2 separate regions of the Homo sapiens genome follow, and region 2 is linked to region 1. A link is an interaction called in ENCODE POLR2A ChIA-PET data of the cell type or tissue named here. Cell type or tissue: Panc1. All regions are shown on one strand. Links, peaks and the distances in the headings refer to the core of each region. The heading gives the core; the rest is flanking DNA. Region 1 holds the start of LOC124904695 (a long non-coding RNA gene). Region 2 holds the start of GARRE1 (granule associated Rac and RHOG effector 1).

The links. ChIA-PET counts read pairs that join two places held together with the same protein. Peaks named below come from ENCODE experiments on the same cell type or tissue, not always from the same donor. Only the 100,000 strongest peaks of a DNase experiment are listed, where the experiment ranks them.
Region 2: POLR2A ChIA-PET joins it to region 1 with 14 read pairs; 5 of 35 experiments call an interaction of 5 or more read pairs at or near these places.

Annotation. Positions count from the first base shown.
Region 1 is chr19:34,417,380-34,429,856 of GRCh38, reverse strand. PDCD2L (programmed cell death 2 like) reads right to left here. Exons shown (of 7, transcript NM_032346.2): 6 at 8,190-8,338; 7 at 3,689-3,867. The coding sequence ends at 3,737. It overlaps LOC124904695 (a long non-coding RNA gene), which reads left to right and starts at 1,493. Exons shown (of 2, transcript XR_007067232.1): 1 at 1,493-1,735; 2 at 3,456-3,751. UBA2 (ubiquitin like modifier activating enzyme 2) reads right to left here and starts at 1,476. Exons shown (of 17, transcript NM_005499.3): 1 at 1,287-1,476. The coding sequence starts at 1,424. It also overlaps the pseudogene RN7SL154P. RefSeq lists silencers at 979-1,138, 1,209-1,318, 1,349-1,588. In Panc1, for the core only: no CTCF peak of the experiment used is centred there; no DNase peak of the experiment used is centred there; H3K4me3 peaks cover 97 bases; H3K27ac peaks cover 92 bases.
Region 2 is chr19:34,251,366-34,263,842 of GRCh38, reverse strand. It overlaps GARRE1 (granule associated Rac and RHOG effector 1), which reads right to left and starts at 9,289. Exons shown (of 14, transcript NM_014686.5): 1 at 9,229-9,289. RefSeq lists a silencer at 4,468-4,668 and an enhancer at 8,471-8,992. In Panc1, for the core only: no CTCF peak of the experiment used is centred there; no DNase peak of the experiment used is centred there; H3K4me3 peaks cover 2,252 bases; H3K27ac peaks cover 1,693 bases.

The DNA.
Region 1 (12,477 bases), core at 2,032-10,031:
TGTTCTTTTTCTTTGTTTTTTGAGACAGGGTCTCCCTCTGTTGCCCAGGCTGGAGTGCAGTGGTGCAAACACAGCTCACTGCAGCCTCGACCTCCCAGGCTCAAGCGATCCTCCTGACACAGCCTCCCGGGTAGCTGGGACCACAGGCGCACACCACCACGCCCCGCTAATTTTCTTTTTTTGTAGAGACGGGGTTTCTCTATGTTGCCCAGGTTCTGTTCTTTTTCTTAAATGATACATGGCAAACGTTTATTGAATTTTTGCTGCCTCCCTTAATTCAAGCCTTCATCCATACACAATTTCATTTACTATTAACCTGAGAACTGTGAAAGGAAACTTTTACACATGGTTAAAAAAGTATCATGTTTTAAGTTTTATCTAATTTTTGCTTAAATATATAATACATAAAGGAAAGAAACAATGACTCAGTCGGCCACCCGTACTTTTTTGTTCATTCCATGTTTCCACTAGCCCTTAAGACACTTTAAACTCACACCGAAGGGCCAGTAACATCTCCAATCTCTAAAAAGTTTGCATTAGTAGAAATAACGATTCAAAATAGCACTGGCTTGTCAACGTACACCAATGCAAAAGGCACAGTCCTAACGTCTTTAATGAAACAAGCGAGTGTACCGTCTACTGTGAGAGCAATGACAGTCACGCAGCCTGCGGGAGCCCTGCCACTCGCTCCGTGACCCAGGGTAAGTTACTCAACCCCATTGCGTCTCCCTTTCCTCATCTGTTAAAAATAAAGCAGGGTGGAAATAGCGTTTGCACTCCTCGGGTGGTATGAAGATGGTGCGCGTTCCGTGTGTAAACCCGCTCGTGACCAGCGCTCGGGACGCGTTGGTCGCTATCATTGCCATCCTCCGCCCCGCGTCGTTACTTCGGAGTTACGACAGGGACCTCAAAATTAAAGTCACAACATCCGCGAGGGACTCAATCCTCTCCCGCATCTCCTAACAGCCGGGAATTTGTTTTGAAGGGAGGATAAGAGGCGGCTTCACGCCCACGAAGCGCCACACATTGGCGCTGCCGGGGAGGCGGGGGCCCGCGGCCTCCTCGGCGTCCGGAGCCGGCCCAGCGAGCGGAGGCCCGCCCCGTGCCCAAAGAACAGTCTCCTCCCGCGGGGGGGGCACAACCCGAGCCTCTCAGCCTGCCCCCGCTCCGCAACTCCGGTCCCGGGCTCCGGGCCCTGAGCCTCAGAGCCCCTGGAGCCCCGGAACCCCCGAATCCCAGCCCCCGCACCACAGCCCGCCATTCACGCGCGCGCGCCCGGCCCTCACCAGGTCGATGTGGGAGAAACCGGTGAGCACGAGATTCTTGAGGAGCTCGCAGCCGATGCCGCCCGCCCCCACCACCAGCACCCGGCCCCCGGCCACCGCCTCAGCCAGCTCCCGGGGCAGCCCCCGCGACAGTGCCATGGCGGGACAACCACGAGCCGCGGCGGAGGCGGAGGCGGGAGAACCGAGCCGCGGCCGGAAGCGGGTGGGGGAAGGGCGGCCTGGTTTCCGCTCCTGCGCACTACAGCCTCCGGCAGACACAGGCAGGGCACATCGCGCCGGGGTGTGCTGCAGCCCGCGGGGACCGGCAGGCTCTTGCAAAGGGCTGGCGACCTCCAGCTGAGACCGGCGGTGTTATTCCCACACCAGCATAGGCCCGCCATCAGACCTAAAAAGTCTAAGGGTCGCCTTCTAGCCTGGGGTTTCAACTCCCAGCCAAGACTTCCTTACAGGTTAGAAAACTGATGTCCCTATACGTAAAGAGCTCTTACAAATTAACAAGTGTCACCCCCAAAAAAATATAGGCAAAGGATGTGAACAGGAAACTCACAAAAAATTGGACAATATGATCAATAAGCGTATTAAAATGTAAACCATAAAAGAATCGCTTGAACCCTGGAGGTGGAGGTTGCAGTGAACCAAGATCGCACCACTTCACTCCAGGCTGGGTAACAGAGCAAGACTCCGTCTCAAAAAAGAAAAAAATGTAAACCATGCAAAATGGTAAGATTTTCACCTGCCGGGCGCGGTGGCTTACGCCTGTAATCCCAGCACTTTGGGAGGCCGAGGCGGGTGGATCACGAGGTCAGGAGTTCTGAAACCAGCCTGACTAACATGGTGAAACCCCCATCTCTACTAAAAATACAAAAATTAGCCGGGCGTGGTGGCGTGCGCCTGTAATCCCAGCTACTCGGGAGGCTGAGGCAGGAGAATCGTTTGAACCCAGGAGGCAGAGGTTGCAGTGAGCCGAGATCGCGCCACTGCACTCCAGCCTGGGCAACAGACTCCGTCTCAAAAAAACAAACAAACAAACAAACAAAAAAAAACACCGAAACAGCTGGGGGTGGTGGCACAAGCCTGTAGCCCCAGCTACTCAGGAGGCTGAGGCAGGAGAATTGCTTGAACCCAGGAGGCGGAGGTTGCACCACTGCACTCCAGCCTGAGCAATACAGCGAGACTCTGTCTCAAAAAAAAAAAAAAGTTTTTCACCTACTAAACTGGTAGAAAGAAAAAATAAGTAACACTTATCAAGGGATTGGGAAACAAGCACTCCAACACACTCCAGGTAAAGATTCCAAAGCAAAGCTTCTCTAGAGGGCGTGGTGGCTTGCACCTGTAGTCCCAGCTACTCAGGAGGCTGAGGCAGGAGGATCACTTAAGCCTGAGAGGTCGAGGCTGCAGTGAGCTATGCCCTTACCACTGCACTCCAGCCTGAGAGACAGAGCAAGACCCTGTCTCGAAAAAAAAGAAAAAAAAACCCTAAAATTGTGCACAACTTTTGACTCATTCATTCCAATTCTAGGAAACTGTCCTGTAGCAGTTATCATTGATTTAAAATATATATAAATTTAGTTACAGGGATGGCCATCATGGGAATAAAAATTGGAAAATACAAGTGGCTAAAAATTGTATAAAGCTTTTGATGTATATTTAAAAAATAGAGCAATTATAAATTATGTTGTGGGAAAAATATTAATGGGAAAATGCTCCAAATATAATGTTAAATGCAAGAAACAAGCCCACCCCATGATCACCTAGGCCTCATTATCCTCATCTACGTAGGCAGAGCATGTCTGAACATGGCTGGGAGTGTTTTTATACTGCTGTTATGGGGCTGAAGGGAAGGGGTTGATCATGTTAAAAATAAAGAAAGGGGAAGACTGGAAGGCAGCTGGATAAAGGGACAGTCTCCAGAACGGAGTAAAGACCCCTTCCTGGGATACTGCAGGAGCAGAAGATGGGAGTGGGTGAGGGCGGGGACCTGGGCTGATGAACATGGGCAGGTCTAAACAGCCAGGGTCACAGAGCAAAAACCTCCAGCAGCTAGAGCAGGTTCAGTGGCTTGATCAGGTGCCAGAAACAGCATAGGAAGCACTGGAGTGCACGTGTCAGAGGTGTACACAAGAGGCTGACCACTGCTCTTGGCTCTTTCGCTGCTCTCCTCCCCCCTAGAATGCCCACCAGAACGGCTGTGCAGACAACACCAGCCCTCTGGACTAGAGAGGAGCTACCTTCCTAGCTGCCACTGTGACAGCTGGCCCTGGACCCTGGAAGGGCAGACCAACCCACAGTCAGGAGGTCCTGGCCCGGCCCCGGCCCCGGCACCAGCACCCAAAGGCAAAAAGGCAACTCAGAAAAACAGAGGTTAATAACTTGTGAGTTAAAATAAGGTACATACAAACATATTTGGATGTAAACATTTGTTTTAATTTATATTAATAAAAGGAAATGCTCTACTTAAACAATAATTCATCTGGGTCTTCTTGTATAATACAAAATTCTTCCATGGGAGTCTGATGATTTGGGGGCCAGCAACTCTTCTCACATGTGTAAACTAGAATTGTTCCAAATTCCACAGAAAGACCTGAAAAATACCACATATTCAGGCTTCCAGCAAAAAGAGTTATGAGACTGATGTTACTAAAAGGAATGATTTTACCTTATAAGCTGAAAAAGTAATTAGGTAAAGCAAAAACAGTGCTTACTGCTTTCAGCTATAACAGAATCACAGTCTATCCTATAATAAGTGAATATTGATAACAAAAAAGCAAAATTAATTTAAAGTGGCAGGAAAATATACTTTAAAAATAAACAAAAATTTCAGCAAGTGTTCATTATAACTGTCTAGCTATCTGATGTTGAAAATCTATATTAATCTACATGGTTCATGTGATATACATAGCTTTTGGCTAGGTGCGGTGGCTCACAACTGTGATCCCTGCACTTTGGGAGGCCGACGGGGAAGGACAGCTTGAGCCCAGCCTAGGCAACATAGTGAGACACCTGTCTCTACAAAAAACAAAACAAACAAACAAACAAACAAAATATATATATATCTCATATAGCCTGGGCAACACAGTGAGACTTTACTAAAAAAAAAAAAATTCACTGGGTGTAACGGTGCACACCTGTAGTCCCAGCTACTCAGAGGAGACTAAGGCAGAAGGATCACTTGAGCCCAGGAGATAAAGGCTGCAATAAGCTATGATTGCACCACCGTACTCTGGCCCGGGTGATAGAGCGAGACCCTGTCTTAAAAAAAAAAAAAAAAAGAAGAGAGAAATATATATCATAGGACACACTACTGCCGAGAAAGGATAAGGATTCAGGCAAAAAATATAAAATAAACCCTAAGAGTTTACAGAAAATTATCAATGAATAAAGCCATTAAAAAAAGATACCAAGAAAACATAAGCAATAAGAACTCCTGATATTAGAACAGAAAAGCAGGAGTCAAGAGGATGACGTAGGCAATGATTTGCAGCAGCAAAGGAGAAATACATTGTTTAAAAATGTATGCATTGGCTGGGCACAGCACATTGGCTCATGCTTGTAATCCCAGCACATTGGGAGGCTGTGGTATATGGATCACCTGAGGTCAGGAGTTCAAGACCAGCCTGGCCAACATGGTGAAACCCCGTCTCTACTAACAATACAAAAAATTAGCTGGGCGTGGTGGTAGGCACCTGTAATCCCAGCTACTTGGGAGGCTGAGGCAGGAGAATTGCTTGAACCTGGGAGGCACAGGTTGCAGTGAGAAGAGATTGTGCCACTGCACTCCAGCCTGGGCAACAGAGTGAGACTCTGTCTCAAAAAAAAAAAAAAAAATGAAAAAATGGCAGAGTTTAACTGGTATATGACATTCCTCTAGGAGCATCTGACTGGTAAGGGAAAAGCGCCTCAAGTGAGCAAGTCTACAACTCCAGTAAACACACTGCGCATGCGGCCTCTCCCAAGTGCTGGAGGGCCACTATGCATGTGGACAGCCCACCCCAAGGGAAGAAACAAGAGAAGTAACCCAAGACCCAGGAAGTATAAAACCCCAAGTCAAAGGTCAAATGGACACTTGAATCTCTCAGGTTGCCTGCTTGGCCCTCTTCCAACTATATTTACTTCCTTTCGTTCTTGCTCTAAAACTTTTTAGTAAGTTTTCACTCCTGCTCTAAAATTTGCTTCGGTCTCTCCTCTGTCTTATGTGCCTCGGTCAAATTCTTTCTTCGGAGGAGGCAAGAACTGAGGTTGCTACAGACCCCTACAGATTCACCGCTGCTAACAGTATTGTGGCAAAAATGTTAGTCACAAAGGGGGAAAAAATCAGACCACCCTCATACCTCTACAAAGCTACATTCCATGCAAAAGACATTTCTATATGAGTGAAAAATCTCAGAGACTAGAATGCCCATAAGCCCTTCCAGAAAAATATATTTCCCAGTGAGACTGAACCACCAAGAAATGACAGGAGGCACCAGGGCAAAGGGCTGGCAGGGCTTTCACTGTCAGAAGACAACACAGGGGTCTATACAAGGTTCTGAAAAGAGAAAGTGGGATTTAAAAATTTTATACATGGGTTGCCCCTCAAATATGAAGCCACATTACCATGCACAATCTGAAGCAAGATACCTCTGAGCCCTCCTTAAAGCTATTACTTGAGAAAATCCAGCTACTGCAAAAAGAATCAAAATAAAACAGGAATAAAAAAGCTCACTCTAAGAGTGGTGATAAACACTGAATCCATTTACACATAGAACTAAGGCTATCCAAATAGCTGTGATAATTATGATACTGGCCAGGCGCGGTGGCTCATGCCTGTAAATCCCAGCACTTTGGGAGGTCGAGGTGGACGGATCACTTGAGGTCAGGAGTTCAAGACCAGCCAACATGGCGAAACCCCGTCTCTATTAAAAATACAACATTAGCAGGGCGTGGTGGTGGGCGCCTGTAATCCCAGCTACTCAAGAGGCTGAGGCAGGAGAATCGCTTGAACCTGGGAGGCAGAGGTTGCAATGAGCCGAGATAGTGCCACTGTACTCCAGGCTGGGCGACAGAGTGAGGCTCCATCTCAAAAAAAAAAAAAAAAAAAAAGATACTGGGTCCAGGCACGGTGGCTCATGCCTATAATCCAAGCACTTTGGGATGCCGAGGCAGGTCGGGAGCTTGAGGTCAGGAGTTTGAGACCAGCCTGGCCAACAACAGTGAAACCTGTTTCTACCAAAAATATAAAAAATTAGCTGGGTGTGGTGGTGGGCACCTGTAATCCCAGCTACTCAGGAGGCTGAGGCAGGAGAATCACTTGAACCTGGGAGGCAGAGGTTGCAGTGAGCCGAGATAGCACCATTGCACTCCAACCTGGGTGAAACTCCGTCTCAAAAAACAAAAAAGATACTGAAATATTTCAAGGTAGGAATAGGGTATAAATTTCCTTATCTACTATGGTAAGGAGCCAGATGCATACTATCTAAAACTGAAACACAGAAAGAATGTTATTTTCTGTTAATAGCAGAAGCACCTTTCAGAAACTTGGGCCTCTTAGGTAAAGAACCTATTACCAAAAGTCCAGGCCAGGCGTGGCAGCTCACGCCTGTAATCCCAGCACTTTGGGAGGCTGAGGTGGGCGGATCACAAGGTCAGGAGATCAACACCATCCTGGCTAACACAGTGAAACCCCGTCTCTACTAAAAATACAAAAAAAAATTAGCTGGGCTTGGTTGCGGGCGCCTGTAGTCCCAGCTCCTTGGGAGGCTGAGGCAGGAGAATGGCATGAACCCGGGAGGCGGAGCTTGCAGTGAGCTGAGATTATGCCACTGCACTCCAGCCTGGGCGACAGAGCAAGACTCCGTCTCAAGAAAAAAGAAGGAAAAAAAAAAAAATCCAGTAACTGCTTCACTTATACTTAACATTCCTTCTGTTAATTTGTACAAAAATTTGTTCTAAGACTTTTAATTACCATATTAGTGAATTTTCCTATTTTAGGAAAATTATTTTCGTCTAGCCATCCATACATTCATCTGACTTGCTATTTGTCTTTATGTCAAAAATGATTGTTGGAATAATGGTTATTAACATTGATAATAGTTTTAATTTCTGGCCAGGCATGGTTCATGCTTGTAATCACTTTGGGAGGCCAAGGCGGGAGGATCGCTTGAGTCTAGGAGTTCGAGACCAGCCTGGGCAACATGACGCAACCTTGTCTCTACAAAAAATACAAAAATTCCATCCTGGCCAACACAGTGAAACCCTATCACTACTAAAAATACAAAAACTAGCCGGGCGTGGTGGCGGGCACCTGTAATCCCAGCTACTAGGGAGGCTGAGGGAGGGGAATTGCTAGACCCCGGGAGCTGGAGGTTGCAGTGAGCCAAGAACGTGCCACTGCACTCCAGCCTGGGCGACAGAGAGAGACTCCATCTCAATAAATAAATCAATCAATAAATATTAAAAAAAAAAAAAAAAGACTGGCTGGATTATAAATTTCTTTTTTTTTTTTTGAGACAGAGTCTCCTCACTCTGTCGCCAGGCTGGAGTAGAGTGGTGCGATCTTGGCTCACTGCAACCTCTACCTCCTGGGTTCAAGCGATTCCCTGCCTCAACCTCCCAAGGAGCTGGGACTACAGGCACGTGCCACCACGCCCAGCTAATTTTTTATATTATAGTAGAGACAGGGTTTCACCACATTGGCCAGGATGGCCTCGATCTCCTGACCTTGTGATCCACCCGCCTTGGCCTCCCAAAGTGCTGGGATTACAGGCATGAGCCACCACACCTGGCCTAAATTTCTTAAAATAATTTTTTAATTCCCAAATTTTCTGTAATTTGCTTATGATATTTTATAAGTAAACAAAAGGTTTTTCATTTATTTAAAAATAATGCCAGAAATCCACAAACTCAAATTAATAAAGGGCTTCTCACCTAAATTAGCACTCTTGAGCATGCTGACCAGTGCTGGCATAAGCTGAAACTCAAATATCCTTTGGCCTCCACACTGGCTGCAGGCTGGGAGCTCGGTGACTTCTGATGTAGGGCAGGTCAAAAAGAGTGGCTCTCCACTCCAGGAATACCTAGGACAAGGAAACAAAGAACCCCGAATCAGAGCCACACAAGTCGCATTCTAGCATCTAAGGCCATGCTTTGCAACCTTTCTTTGTTTCTTGCAGAAATCTCCCAGAGGCCCAAAAACCTAGCACCATGGCTGTAAAGCATAGCAAGATATCTGGAAATCTTGTCAGTGTTCGATTCAAAGTCTCAAAGGCACTAAAGTCAATGTTCAACTGAATCTAGGTAAAGCTGCAACAAAGTCCAGACTCAGCTCCACTGCAGATTAAATGGAATCAGCCCTCCACATCACTGGCCTTACAGAGGAAAGGGCATGCCTTAGAGAAGAAGTCCCCAACCCCCAGGCCATGGACCCCCAGGCCATGGACCAGTACTGGTTGGTAGCCTATTAGGAATAGGGCCATGCAGCAGGAGGTGAGCAACAGCCAAGCGAGCATTACCACCTGATCTCCACCTCCCGTCGTATCAGCAGCATTAGATTCTCATAGGAGCGCAAATCCTATTGTGAACTGCACATGCAAGGGATCTAGGTTGTGTGCTCCTTCTGAGAATCTAAAGCCTTATGATCTGAGGTGAACAGTTTCATCCCAAAACCATGCCCCACATCCCCCACCTCAGTCTGTGAAAAAATTGCCTTCCATGAACCAGTCCCTGATGCCAAAAAGGTTGGGGACCTCTGCCTTAGAGGGAGGAAACATTCACTTCAGTTTTTGGGTTTTTTTTTTTTTTTTTTAGATAAAGCCTTTTTCTGTTGCCCAGGCTGGAGTGCAGTGGCACAATCACAGCTCACTGCAGCCTTGACCCCCTGGGCTCAAGCAATCCTCTTACCTCAGCCTCCTGAGTAGCTGGGAACACAGAGGCGCATCACCATACCCAGCTAGTTTTTAAAAAAAAAATTTGTAGAGACAGGGTCTTGCTATAATGCCCAGACTGGTCTCAAACTCCTGGCCTCAAGTGATCCTCCCACCTCAGCCTCCCAAAGTGCTGTGATTACAGGTGTGAGCCACCACATCCAGCTCACTTCAATATTACTGTTGTTCGATATGTAATTTCTGGTAAATCATTTTAAAAGTTACTAAACATGCAAAGAAGCAGGAAAATTTACCCCATAAAGAAAGTTAATGCAAGGAGACCCATGGACAAGATGATAAATTTATCAGACAAAAACTTTAAAATACCAGTAATGAATATGTAAAAAAAAAAAACCAAAAAAAAAACCTAGTGGACAAGGTAGGCCGGGTACCGTGGCTCAGGCCTGTAATCTCAGCACTTTGGGAGGCTGAGGCGGGTGAATCACTCGAGGACAGGAGTTCGAGATCAGCTTGGCCAACATGGTGAAACCCCATCTCCACTAAAACTACAAAAATTAGCCGGGCGTAGTGGCAGGTGCCTGTAATCCCAGCTGTGGGGGAGGCTGAGGCCGCGGCTGCAGAATCGCTTAAACCTGGGAGGCAGAGGTTGCAGTGAACTGAGATTGCTCCACTGCACTCCAGCCTGGATGATAGAGCAAGACTCTGTCTCGAATAATAATAATAATACAAAAATTAGCCAGACATAGTGTAATAATACAAAAATTAGCCAGACATAGTGGTGCACGCCTGTGGTCCCAGCTACTTTGGAGAGTGTGGCAGGAGGATCACTTGAGCTCAGGAGTCTGAGGCTGCGGTGAGCCATGACTGCACCACTGCATTCCAGCCTACGCAAGCAACAGAACAAGACCCAATCTCTTAAAAAAAAAAAAAAAAAAAAAGCAACATAAAGAGTTAAAAATAAAAGACAAAAAAGGAACAAAATAGTAAACTAAAAATACTCAAAGTCACTGACAAGCAGGTTAAATAAAAGGAATACAGAGACAAAAACAAAAAAACCCCACCAAATGGAAAGTCAGGTGTGGTGACAGATGCCTATAACCCTAGCACTTTGAGAAGCTGAGAGGCTGAGGTGAGGGAACTGCTTGAGTCCAGGAGTTCAAGACCAGCCTAGGCCACATAGTGAGACACCCATCTCTTTAAAAAAAAAAAAAAGGAAATGGAGGAAAAAACAATAACAGAATAAAATTAACCCAACATGGTGGGGTGCGGTGGCTCATGCCTGTAATCCCAGCATTTTGGGAGGCCAAGGCAGGCGGGTCACCTGAGGTCAAAAGTTTGATACCAGCCTGGCCAACATAGCGAAACCTGTCTCTACTACAAAAAATTAGCCAGGCATGGTGGTGCGCACCAGTAATCCCAGCTACTCAGGAGGCTGAGGCAGGAGAATCGTTGAACCTGGGAGGCAGAGGTTGCAGTGAGCCAAGATCGTGCCACTGCACTCCAGCCTGGGCAACAGAGCAAGACTCCGTCTCAAGAAAAAAAAAACAAAAAACAAAAAACAATTAACCCAACAATACCAATGATTACATTAAAGGGACTGCATATTCCGTGTTAAAAAAACCATAACTGTTAAGTTGAACTTGATCAAAATTTAAAGCCATCTGTCAGAATCTGTTTGAGTGCTAAAAAAAATTAAATTGAAAAAGGACTTGTACTCTTGACCATATGAAGAATTCCTACAACTCAGTAACACAAACAATATGGTGAGAGATTTGAATGACACATTATCCAAGATGATATACAGAGATGGAAAACAAGCACTTGAAATGATGCTCAACATCATTTGCCATTTGGGGAAATGCAAATTAAAGCCACAATAAAATGCCACTACACACCTTCTTAAATGGCTAAAATTAAAAACTGAACATCCCAAGCATTAGCAAAGATATACAGGAAGTAGAATTCTTAAAAACTGCTAGTGGGAATAGAAATGGCATAACCACTTTGGAAAACTGGCCTGTTTCTTAACAAGTTAAACATGCATATCCCATATAATACAACCGTTCTATTCCTAGGTATCTACCCCCCCAAAATCAGAACATGTCTTACAAAGAGATGTAAACAAATGTTCACAGCAGCTTTATTTATAATAGCCAAACACTGGAAATAACCCAAATATCCATCAACTGGTAAATGTATAGTGGCACATCCATACAATGGAATACGACACAGCGGTCAAAAGGAATGAACTATTGATACATGCAATAAGAATGAATCTTGAAGTATTCTAAGTGAATAAAACCAGACCAAAAAAAAAAAGTATATCCCATATGACCTTATATACTTTCACAGGAAATGCACTAAGGTGCAACAGAAAGATGATTGGCGGTTGCCTGGGGACTAGGGGAGCAGCACAGGACAGGGTAGGCAAGAACTTGCGAAGAAGTATGAGGAAACTCCTGGCAGAGAGGAATATGTTTACTGTCTTGACTGTTGTGATTTCAGGGGTGTATATGGATGTCAACTTATCAAAGTGCACACTGTAAAAATATACGCAGTCTGTTGTATGTCAATTGTATCTCAATAAAGCTGCTGAAAAATAAATGTAAACAGACACACTTCACTACAGAAGATACACAGATGTCAAATGAGTATATGGAAAGATGCACAACATCATTTGTTATTAGGAAAATGCAAATTCAAACCACAAGGAAATACCACCACCACCACCTACTAGAATGGCTACATTTAAAAGACTGACGATATTTTTAAAACCACCACCAGGCTAGGTTTCTCAATGTCAACTATTCTTATACTCCCTGTATTTTAGTATTTGCATATTTAGTTCTTATTTCATTAAGGAAAAATTCCCAATTTTATCTTTGAATAGTTTCTGATCCATCTATTGCGTTCTCTATTTTGGACACCAATTCTCCTCATAGTAAATATATTTATCAACCCTTCAAAGATACCATCTTCTCTCTGAATGCTTTCTCTTTTTCTTCTGCATTCACTGGATTAGCTCAAGTCTTTCCTCTATACCAGTACTTTGATCTTTAGCCAAGTCTATTATGTTCCTTAACTTTTTTTTTCTTTTTTTTTTTGAGACAAAGCCTTGCTCTCTCGCCCAGGCTGGAGTGCAATGGCGCAGTCTCGGTCGACTGCAACCTCCGCCTGCCAGGTTCAAGCAATTCTTCTGCCTCAGCCTCCCGAATAGCTGGGACTACAGGCACCCGCCACCACACCCAGCTAATTTTTGTATTTTTAGTAGAGACAGGGTTTCACCATATTGGCCAGGCTGATCTGGAACTCCTGACTTTGTGATCTGCCTG
Region 2 (12,477 bases), core at 2,972-10,971, 170 kb after region 1:
CAGCCATGTCCATCATAGACATTTATTTTAAAAGTTATTGTTAAAATGAAAACATAGACCGGGTGCGGTGACTCGCGCCTGTAATCCCAGCACTTTGGGAGGCCGAGGTGGATGGATCACTTGAGGTCAGGAGTTCGAGACCAACCTGGCCAACATGGCCAACATGGTGAAACCCTGTCTCTATTAAAAATACAAAAATTAGCCAGACGTAGTGGCGGGCACCTGTAATCCCAGCTACTCAGGAGGCTGAGGCAGGAGAATCGCTTGAACCCAGGAGGCGGAGGTTGCAGTGAGCCAAGATTGCACCACTTCACTCCAGCCTAGGCAACAGAGCAAGACTCTGTCTCAAAAAAAAAAAAAGAAAAAAAAGAAAATACATATACACAGGGAAAAAAATTCACACCATACAAAATGGTATGCAAAGAAAAAGCTAACTCAGCCTAACAGCCTGGTTTTCTGGGGTCTCATCCCAAAAACAACCACTGTTTCTTTTCTATCATTCCATAAATTATTTCTGCACTTATAAACCTATTTCATGTATATCTATCTATCTATCTATCTATCTATCTATCTATCTCTCTATCGAGAGAGGGAGACATTATTTATTTTATTTTTATTTATTTATTTTTTGAGATGGAATCTTGCTCTGTCACCCAGGCTGGAGTGCAGTGGCACGATCTTGGCTCACTGCAACCTCCACCTCCCAGGTTCAAGCAATTCTCCTGCTGCAGCCTCCTGGACAGCTGGGATTACAGGCACCCGCCACCATGCCCAGTTAATTTTTGTATTTTTAGTAGAGGTGGGGTTTCACCATGTTGTCAGGCTGGTCTCAAACTCTGGACCTCAGGTGATCCGCCCGCCTCAGCCTCTCAAAGTGCTGGGATTACAGGCGTGAGCCACCATGCCTGGCCTATATATATTTTTTTAAACAAATGAGCTCATATTACTTCAAAAGTGGAGAAATTTTTTAAAATTAGAAAAACACAAATGGGCAAACATACATTGTTCTGTACCTTGCTTCTTTCACTGATTTCTCTGAGCTTGATCCACATCTGCACCTGTCCTGTTTTTATTAAATTCTAAGATATAAATATTTTTACATTTTAACTTCGTGGTTTTTCATGAAGTCAGAGGATCTTAGTGTGCTTGGACTTCATCAGGAAACAGGATCACAAAAAGCTTTTAAACATATATAAGACACTGGGAGTTATCTTGGCAGCCATGTGCAGGCTGAATCAAGAAGCAGAGGCCAGGCGAGGTGACTCACGCCTACAATCCCAGCACCTTGGGAGGCCAAGGCAGGCGGATCACCTGAGGTCAGGAGTTCCAGACCAGCCTAGCCAATATGGTGAAACCCCATCTCTACTAAAAATACAAAAATTAGCTGGGCGTGGTGACGCATGCCTGTAATCCCAGCTACTTGGGAGGCCAAGGCAGGAGAATTGCTTCGACCCAGGAGGTGGAGGTTGCAATGAGCTGAGATCGCACTACTGCATTCCAGCCTGGGTGAGAGAGAGACTCCGCCTCAAAAAAAAAAAAAAAAAAAAAAAAAAAAGCAGCAGCTGGGCATGGTGGCTCACTCCTGTAATCCCAGCACTTTGGGAGACCAAGGTGGGCGGATCACAAGGTAAGGAGTTCAAGACCAGCCTGGCCAATATGGTGAAACCCCGCCTCTATTACAAATACAAAAATTAGCCAGGCATGGTGGCACTCACCTGTAGTCCTAGCTACTCGGGAGGCTGAGGCAGAAGAATCGCTTGAACCCAGGGAGGCAGAGGTTGCAGTAAGTCGAGATCCTGCCACTGCCTTCCAGCCAGGGTGACAGAGCAAGATTCCATTTCAAAAAAAAAGGCAGGGAGACCTACCAGGTGACATGTGACATGATGCCACACATACCAGAGGTAAGTACCTACATCAAAGGGTTGTTGTGAGGATTAAACAATGCAATGTAGACAAAGCTCTCAGCATCAAACCTGGTTAGCGCAGTGAGTCGAAGGACTCAGCACAGGACCTGAAGTGCTGTTAGTGCCCAGTTAGACATTGTTATTAGTTATTTCAAGGACTGCTCCCACTTTCCAATGTCATTTCCCTCTACTCCTTATTCATACCTGTCCAGACTCTACCCTCAATCTCCTGCAGCTCAAATACCTCATGCTTGCTCTCACCTCCACACCTTTGGACGTGTCATGCCCCTGCCCAAGAGTCCTCCCCTCTTGCTGTGGCACTGGACTTACTTTTTCCCACAGTACTCAGCTCAAGAACAGCCTTCTCCAGAAGTCTCCCCTGAGAACTGCAGGCTGGATTCCCTGGATGAGCAGTGTAGGAAGAGCTTATCTGTCATTACTTCCCAGTGTCTGTTTATCAGCTTATTCAATGCACCCAGAAGCAAGCAGTTCCATGGGGATTAATTATTTAGGCTATCTAAGCTCAAAGAAAACTGATGTATGAACCAGAGGCCAGTTACTACTTTATGAATACCAACGAGAGCTAATACTGTCATTGAATACTTATCACAGGTGCCGGGTAGCACGCTCAGAGCCCTCACTGCAACACTAAGAGAAAGGTGCTACTATTATCCCCATTCTACAAATCAGAAAACTGAAAGATTAGCCAGCATCCCAAGACCAGGATCTGATCCAAGCAGCTTAGATGCAGAGCCCTCAACCACTCACATTCTCTCCTTACCAAGAAATCTCCACGTGCAGCTATCTTCTACTCAGATGGTACTGGGAGGACAGACGCTAAGCAAGGGAGAGACCCTTGCAGCCAGAGGCAACAACAGGGACACGCCCATCTGTGTGTTAGTGCAGATGGCTTTGTGGAGGGAACGCTGCACTGCTCCTCTGGTCAGGCCCCCAGAGAGTGCTACACACACACCACGTAATTCCTCTCTTGGACCCGCCACCCCAATTTCCAGACACTGTCCCAATCCTCTCCCAGAAACACAAGTATTTCTTCTGAGGATACAAAATTAAGTTTAAGCTTTCCAGCTACAAACACATTCCATGCATGCCTTCCTGGGGTTATAGCTGGGTCAGTTTGGTTGAATTTAAAGTTTTCCCTGAGATTCTTCAAACTACATTTACGAAATATCTTTTGACTTATATCTTTTCTATAGATAGCTAATGTGTATGACATTTTTTCTGATTTCATTCTCAGATGATCATTCATTCCTTCAACAAATACTTCATTAATGCTAAACGACGAGTTAGTGGGTGCAGCACACCAGCATGGCACATGTATACATATGTAACTAACCTGCACATTGTGCACATGTACCCTAAAACTTAAAGTATAATAATAAAATAAAAATAAAAAAATGATATTACCAAATCCTTGTCATAGAAAAGGTGATCAAGAAGTATATAGCCAAAATTATCAGGAAAAGATATTATAGGCTTATCTTGGAGATATTGCAGGTGTCATTCCAGATCATTTCAAGAAAGTGAATATCGCAATGAAGCAAGTCACATGATGTTTTTTATTTTCCTGTACATATAAAAGTTATATTTACACTATATTGTAGTCTGTTAAGTATGCAATCGCATTGTCACAAAAACAATGCACATACCTTAATTTAAAAATACTTCATTACTAAAAAATGCTAATGATCATCTGCATCTTCAGCAAGTGGTAAACTTTTTGTTGGCAGAGGGTCTTGCCGTGATGTTGATGGCTGCTAATTGATCAGAGTGTGGGTGCTAAAGGTTGGGGTGGCTGTGGCAATTTCTTAAAATAAGGTTTATTAGTCTGTTCTCACCCTGCTATGGGGAAATGCCCAAGACTAGGTAATTTATAAAGGAAAGAGGCTTAATTGATTCACAGTTCCCCAGGGCTGGGAGGCCTCAGAAAACATATTCATGGCAGAAGGGGAAGCAAACACGTCCTTCTTCACATGGCAGCAGCAAGAAGAATGAGACCCAAGTGAAGGGGGAAGCCCCTTATAAAGCCATCAGATCTTGTGAGAAGTTGCTCACTATCACAAGCATAGCATGGGGGAAACTGCTCATATGATTAAATTACCTCCCATTAGGTCCTTCCCACCACATGTGGGGATTATGGGAACTACAATTCAAGATGAGATTTGGGTGAGGACACAGCCTAACCATATCATTCTGCCCCTGGCTCCTCATGTCCCCTCATTAAACTGAATGAAATACAAAACAAACAAACAAACAAACAAAAAAAACTTCATCATTTCCACGCACTGTGTTCTAGGCCCTGGAGATCAAAGCAGTAAATAAGACACGCAAGATCTCTGAAACCTGGGAGAGGTTACTTGGTGACTCCCCTTCTAGGCACTTATAATACTTTATGACAATTGCTTATTTGGCATTCTTCCCAGGATGTGCTGTCCAGCTCTGTATTCTGATCTTCCAGTAAAGTAACTGGGCTGTACTGTAGGTACTCCATAAATGTGAGCTAACTCAATTCTTGAGTAAATTCACTGGGTCTCCTCTTTCACATCCAGAGTAGGACCACGTTAAGCCTGAAATCCCTTAAGAAAAGGTACAAAGTCTAAATCGAGGTGTAGGGATAGAAAGCAAATGGCAAATACAATCCATATCAAGAAGGAAGATGTGATTCACCGGCTGGTAAGAACCTTAAGAGTCAGGAAGGACAGGACACCTTGATAAGTGATATTTATTTATTTATTTATTTACTTATTTATTTTGAGACAGGGTCTCGCTCTGTTGCTTGGGCTGGAGTGCAGTGGCACAATCACAGTTCACTGAATCCTTAACCTCCTAGGCTCAAGCAATCCTCCGGCCTCAGCCTCCCAAGTAGCTGGAATTATAGGCATGGACCACCACACCTAGATAATTTTGGAGTCTCACTATGTTGCCTAGGCTGATCTCAAGCAATCCTCCCACCTTGGCCTCCCAAACTTCTGGGATCACAGGCATGAGCCCCTGTGCCAGACCTAAAATTCATTTTTTTAAGAGACAGAGGTCTCACTATGTTGCCCAGGCTGGTCTCCAACTCCTGAGAGCATGTAATCCTCTCACCTTGTCCTCGCAAAGAAGTGATATTTTCTTTTCTTTTTTTTTTTGAGACGGAGTCTTACTCTGTCGCCCAGGCTGGAGTGCAGTGGCACGATCTCAGCTCACTGCAAGCTCCGCCTCCCAGGTTCACACCATTCTCCTACCTCAGCCTCCTGAGTAGCTGGGACTACAGGCGCCCATCGCCATGTCCGGCTAATTTTTTAATATTTTTTTTTTAGTAGAGATGGGGTTTCACCATGTTAGCCAAGATGGTCTCGGTCTCCTGACCTCGTGATCCGCTCACCTCGGCCTCCCAAAGTGCTGGGATTACAGGCGTGAGCCACTGCGCCCGGCCAGAAGTGATATTTTCTTCACCTGGAGAAAGCATGGCCTCAGGAACATGTCCAGGGGTTACTGAACAGGAGAAAAAGAATTGACCTGCAGAAAACTCTGAGTCGGGGGTCACTAAGTGGTGGCAGAGGTAAGGAAATGAGGTGGTTCTCTACCCAGGACTCATATACTGGATAAGTGGGAAGGAATATGTTTTGGAGCGGGGGTAAGAGGTACAAAACTAGGCTTCAGAAAATGCCCCAAGGTAGATGTATGAAGAGAAGCAGTAAAGACAAATGAGAAAGTGCAGTCACAGATTTCAGGAAATGACCACACTAGTTCCAAGTCAAGAAGGCCAATCAAGGCCAAGCGTGGTGTCTCACGCCTGTAATCCCAGCACTTTTGAGGTCAGGAGTTCAAGACCAGCCTGGCCAACATGGTGAAACCCCATCTCTATTAAAAATACAAAAATTTGCTGGGGGTGGTGGCGCAGACCTGTAATCCCAGCTACTCGGGAGGCTGAGGCAGGAGACTCGTTTGAACCCTGGAGCCAGAGGTTGCAGTGAGCTGAGACCGAGCCACTGCACTCCAGTCTGGGCAACAGAGCAAGACTCTGTCTCAAAAAAAAAAAAAAGAAAAAAAAGAAAAAGAAAAAAGAAGGCCAATCAATGGGAGATTCACGAGAGCAAGAAAGAATAGCTCACCATGCCAAATACCTGAGATCAAAGTCAAGGAAAATAATTAAGCAATGGCCACTGCATGCATCAGTTAGGGGACCCTCAAGAGGGCAGTTTCAGTAGAGTTAAAGACATTTGAAGCACAAGCACAACCTGTTGCTGTTTTTCCTTAATCCAAACACAACATTCAGGCTCTCTGTGAACTTACACTTCAGAGAAAACGGCAACCTGCTTTTCAATAACTCCAAAACAAATCAATTCCTTATCTAAACCAACATTTTTTTGCCTACCTAGGAAGATCATCATTTTTCACTAAGGACAAAGTTACAGGAGGAAAAAAGAGTGATTAGCCAGGGGTGGTGGCTCACAACTGTGATCCCAGCTCCTAGGGAGGCTGAGGCAGAAGAATTGCTTGAACCTGGGAGGTGGAGGTTGCAGTAAGCCAAGATTGCGCCACTGCACTCCAGCCTCGGGGACAGAGGGAGACTCCGACTCAAAAAAAAAGAGAGTGGACACCCAACCCATGTGATATCCCAGCCTGCTAGCTTTCAGAAACAATTATTTCCTATAGACTTGGAAGACCCACTTGACACATGGATCCTGATGTATTAGGCTATAGGTTTTCAACAGAACAAACATTTACTAAAATTTTCACAGAATCATGTGCAATTTGCTTAAAAAAAAAAAAAAGGATGCTTAAAACATGGTCTTCCAAACATCTGGAGATAATTTTAGATTGAAAAATCTAGGCTTGCCAAGGGAATCTGAGAACTTTTCTATCTTGGTCTCCAATGCCAACCTACGTATTTGTGTGCAAAAATAGAGGAAGATTAGAATCTCAAATGCCACACTGAAAAGTTGCCACAACAAACCTGAACTCTTCATATGGAGTTTGTTATCTTGTCAGCAAGAAAGCAAATGAAACGGCAATAAACTAAACTTTTTGCTTTAAAAAGAAAAAAAAAATCTCAAACATGAAATATTCCCTGTACTTGTATTGGAAAATGATTTCTTTTTAAAACAAAATATTGTGAAGATACTGTGAAAAGAAAATACTGTGATTTTTAAAGACACTTGAAAACATCTAAGCACACACAAAATGTAAATATGAACTTTGTAAGTAGCCCTTACAAACATACACTTAGAACTTTTAGTCTAAAATATGATAAAATGATAAAGCTTACATATTATTCAATAAATCTGGAACTGACTAGCCATTTACAAAATATTTCATATTTTAAACCAAGAATGAATTTTAGGTAGACTAAAGGCAAAAAAATAAAACCATGAAACGATGAGACGCAAACATGAATTTCTTTTTTTTTTTTTTTGAGATGGAGTCTCACTCTGTTGCCCAGGCTGGAGCGCAGTGGCACGACCTCGGCTCACTGCAACCTTCGCCTCCTGGGCTCAAGCGATTCTCCTGCCTCAGCCTCCCAAGTAGCTGGGACTACAGGAGCGCGCCACCATGCTTGGCTAATGTGTTTTTTTGTATTTTTTTAGTTGAATCCGGGTTTCACCACGTTGGCCAGGCTGGTCTAGAACTCCTGACCTCAAGTGATCCGCCCGCCTCGGCCTCCCAAAGTGCTGGGATTACAGGCATGAGCCATCGCGCCAGGCTGGAATTTTTTTTTATGACAAAGAGACAGAAAAATTGTCCAAATATGTCAAAGGAAAACAAATACTATGTATTCTTAAAAATTGAACGTTACGGCCGGACACGGTGGCTCACGCCTATAATCCCAGCACTTTGGAACGCCGAGCCAGGCGGATCACCTGAGGTCAGGAGTTCGAGACCAACCTGGTCAACTGGGCGAAACCCTGTCTCTACTAAAAATACAAAAATTAGCCGGGCGTGGTGGGTGCCTGTAATCTCAGCTACTCGGGAGACTAAAGCAGGAGAATCGCTCGAACCCGGGAGGCTAAGGTTGCAGTTAATCTAGATCCCGCCACTGCACTCCAGCCTGGGTGACAGAGGGAGACTGTCTCAAAAAAAAACAAATAAAGTTACCTTTGACCCCATTTGTAAATTTATTCTAAGATAACAATCAGACCAGGTGTAATATCTCACACTTGTAATCCCAACACTTTGGAAGGCGAAGGCGTGAGGGTCGCTTGAGGCCAGAAGTTTTGAGACCAGCCTGGGCAACAGTCTCTTATTAAAAAAAAAAAAAAAAGACCATATCAAACAAATCCTTCCGGCAGAATTGTTTATCTTGTGACAAATTGGAAACTATCTCAATGCTCATCGGTGGTTAAATCACATACTGTAAAGTCCATAAAAATAACAATACCTATCTGTATTTATTGATTATCACCAAAATGTTAGCAGTGGTTGTCACTGAATGGTAGACTGGCAGATGACTGTCATTTTCTACCTTAAGACTTTTTGTGTCGTCTTGAGTGTTTTGCCAGGAAAGGAGAATTAACTGCTTTTATAATGGGGATGAGGGACCAGAACAAGGTATTTTCAAACTGGAGGCCCCCAAAGCTGAGTCTCTGGAAAATTTCTAAAAAGTCTAAACAAAATTCTTATCATGCCAACCAGGCACGCTTCTTTCCTCGCACCGCGCGGCGCAGAAAGACACACCCCTGACTCTGCGCTCGTCCCTCGGGCTCGGGTCCTCCACGCTCAGCCCCGGCCCTCCCGGTCCCCGCGGACCCTCCCCTCGGGCCCAATGCGCCAGCTGGCTCCGCAGGGCCGGAAAAGCGCGTTCCTCGGCAGCCTGGCGCCGCCGGGAAGGTGCGCGCAGCCCGCCCGGCAGCCCCGGGATGGCGTGAGGGCCGCCTCCCCGGCTAGCCCCAGCGGACCCCTGCCGCCAGCAGGCCGCCCTCCCTCCGCGGGCTTCCGGGAGCGGGTCCTGGCGCCAGCGCGACCTCCCGGGCCCCGGCGAACCGAGGGAGCGTCCCCTTTCCCCGCCTGACGGGCGCCGACCCGCCCCTGCGGTGCCGCGGCCGCCGAGTCTCCGACGCGCCCCCAGGTCCCGGGTTCGCGCCAGGAGGCCCCTCCGGGCTTCCGTCGGCCGGCCAGCGCCCGCAAAGCCCGGCGTCCTCCACAGCGGGCGGGCAAGGGGCGGGAGCCCACGGCCCCGCGCCCTGCGGCCCCGAGCGGAGCGGCGCCCCGCGGGCCCGTCTCGCCGTCTGCCCTGGCTGCGGCCCGCGGCCCCGCTGCCCACCGCCCACCGCCCGACCCCGCCCGCCAGCCCCCGCCTGCGCCCGCCGCGCCCGCTCCTCACCTGCGACGCGCCCCGGCCCCCAGCGCACCGCCTTGGACCGGCTGTGTACACCGGAAGTTACGTCTCCGGTCCGGCCCCGCCCCCGCCTCGGGCGGACGCGGGGAGGTTGCGGATCCCGCGCCTAGAGCGGACTCTCCTCTCGCATTAGAGGGGAGGGGGCGCCCCGGAGCCTCCTCTCCTGGGACCCTGGGCCCCCAAGCGGGACGGCCGGGGCGGAGGTTGAGGACTGGCGGCCAGAGCCGGAGGTCCACCCAGATCCCCCACCATGGCTTGGCCCCCGGGCGGGAGGGGTCGGGCTGCGTCCTCCTGGATTTATTACTGAAATTGACTGAAATCGATTACTGGCGTATGGAGTGTTTCCTAGATGCCAGGCCCCGACGGGCACTGCAGGAACGGGTAGTGCTCTCTCCCTCATAAGTTTATTCCTTAGTGGTAAATACACAATACCATTGTCACATATCCGGGTGATAATATAGTACCAATGGTGACAAGTGGTAGGAGGGGAAAGAGTAAGAGGGAGGGAGAGAGTACCCTGACCTAGTAAAGGAGAGTGATCCGGAATTCCCCCAGGGAAAGAGCAGGAGCTGAGGTCCTAAGGGGTAGAAGGGAGAAAAAAAAAAAAAAAAACGAGAAGGGAGGAGAACACATTACGCAGAAGCAGCAGCAAGGGTCTTCCAGTTCTGTGGGTTTTGTTTGTTTGAGACGGAGTCTTGCTCTATCGCCCAGGCTGGAGTGCAGTGACGTGATCTTGGCTCGCTGCAACCTCCACCTCCCGGGTTCAAGTGATTCTCCTGCCTCAGCCTCCCGGATAGCTGCGATTACAAGCGTGCGCCACCACGCCCGGCTAATTTTTGTGTTATTAGTAGAGACGGGATTTCCCCATGTTGGCCACGCTGGTCTCAAACTCCTGACCTCAGGTGTTCCGCCCACCTCGGCCTCCCAAAGTGCTTGAGCCACGGAGCATGGCCCAGTTTTGTGTTCCAATAATAAATCAGAGTGGTGAGAAGTTAGGTCTTACTTGACAGTGTTGCAAAACTAATGAGTTTTAAGCAAGAGGTGATTTGTCCATACTTGAGAGTGTAAAGGGGTTACTCTAGATGCAGTGTGGAGAAGGAAGGACTACGGAGGGGAGGCAAGAGTGGATATAAATGTGTACACCCATGTTCATATTAGTCAGAAGGTGGAAGCAACCCAATGTCCATCCACGGGTGAATGGGTTCACAAAATGTGGTATAAACATAACAATAGAATATTACTCAGCGTTGAAGGAGGCCGGGCGCCGTGGCTTACGCCTGTAATCCCAGCACTTTGGGAGGCCAAGGCGCGTGGATCACCTGAGGTCAGGAGTTCGAGACCAGCCTGACCAACATGATGAAACCCCGTCTCTACTAAAAATACAAAATCAGCCAGGCGTGGTGGCGCATGCCTATAATCCCAGCTACGATGCAAATAGATGAGCTTTGAAGATATTATGCCAAAAGAAACCAGTCACAAAGACAAATATCCTATGATTCCACTTACATAAGGTACCTAGAGTAGTCAAAAACATAGAGACGGGCCAGGCATGGTGGCTCATGCCTGTAATCCCAGCACTATGGGAGGCTGAGGCAGGAGGATCACCTGAGGTCAGGAGCTCCAGACCAGCCTGGCCAACATGGTGAAATCCCATCTGTACTAAAAATACAAAAAGTTAGCCAGGCGTGGTGGTGGAGGCCTATAATCCCAGCTACTTGGAAGGTCGAAGCAGGAGAACAACTTGAACCTGGGAGGCAGAGGTTGCAGTGAGCTGAGATTACGCCACTGTATTCCAGCCTTGGCGATGAAGCGAGAATCTATCTCAAAAAAAAAAAAAAAAGAGGCCGGGTGCAGTGGTTCACGCCTGTAATCCCAACACTTTGGGAGGCCGAGGTGGGCGGATCATGAGGTCAGGAGATCGAGACCATCCTGGCTAACATGGTGAAATCCCATCTGTACTAAAAATACAAAAAGTTAGCCAGGCGTGGTGGTGGAGGCCTATAATCCCAGCTACTTGGAAGGCCGAAGCAGGAGAACAACTTGAACCTGGGAGGCAGAGGTTGCAGTGAGCTGAGATTACGCCACTGTATTCCAGCCTTGGCGATGAAGCGAGAATCTATCTCAAAAAAAAAAAAAAAAGAGGCCGGGTGCAGTGGTTCACGCCTGTAATCCCAACACTTTGGGAGGCCGAGGTGGGCGGATCATGAGGTCAGGAGATCGAGACCATCCTGGCTAACATGGTGAAACCCCGTCTCTACTAAAAATACAACAAAAAATTAGCCGGGCGTGGTGGTGGACGCCTGTATTCCCAGCTACTCTGGAGGCTGAGGCAGGAGAACTGTGTGAACCCGGGAGGCAGAGCTTGCAGTGAGCCGAGATTGCGCCACTGCACTCCAGCCTGGGTGACAGAGCGAGACTCCATCTCAAAAAAAAAAAAAAAAAAGAAAGAAATGTAGAAGTTCTAATATTTTCTCCCAGTATCCCAATGGATTGCCTTCCCATACTATGGGGTACATGAACCTCCCTTTGAAAACCATTCATGGACTATGGTAGTGGCAATGGGGATGGAAAAAAAAAAGAAAGTCAAATTTGAGAAAGATTTTGGAATAAAATTGATGTAAAATCAGTGGTGAAATGGATATGGAGGGTGAGGAAGAGGTAGGAATCATGAATGTCTCCTGGGTCTCTGGGATGAGCCATTGTAGTGCTGGCACTCATTGTTTTGGGAAGCCCCGGAAGAGGACCATATTTGGGAGGGTGGAGGATGGGAAGAATGGCCCGAGTTCCAGTGTGAACATGGCATCAAAGAAGAGGCACCAATAAGGCACTTGGGGATGAGGATCTGGAGCTTAGAAGAGAGGTATGTGCTGGAGATGTCAGTGTAGATTGAGGGGATACCTTTCTTGGTGGTTGAATTTTTTTTTTGGACGGAATCTCACTCTGTCACCCAGGCTGGAGTCCAAAGGCGCAATCTCGGCTCACTGCAAGCTCCGCCTCCCGGGTTCACACCATTCTCCTGCCTCAGCCTCCTGAGTAGCTGGAACTACAGGCGCCCGCCACCACGCCCGGCTAATTTTTTTTTGTATTTTTAGTAGAGACGGTGTTTCACCATGTTAGCCAGGATGGTCTCGATCTCCTGGCCTCGTGATCCGCCCGCCTCGGCCTCCCAAAGTGCTGAGATTGCAGGTGTGAGACACTGTGCCCGGCCTCCCTCCCAGTTTTAAGCAATTCTCC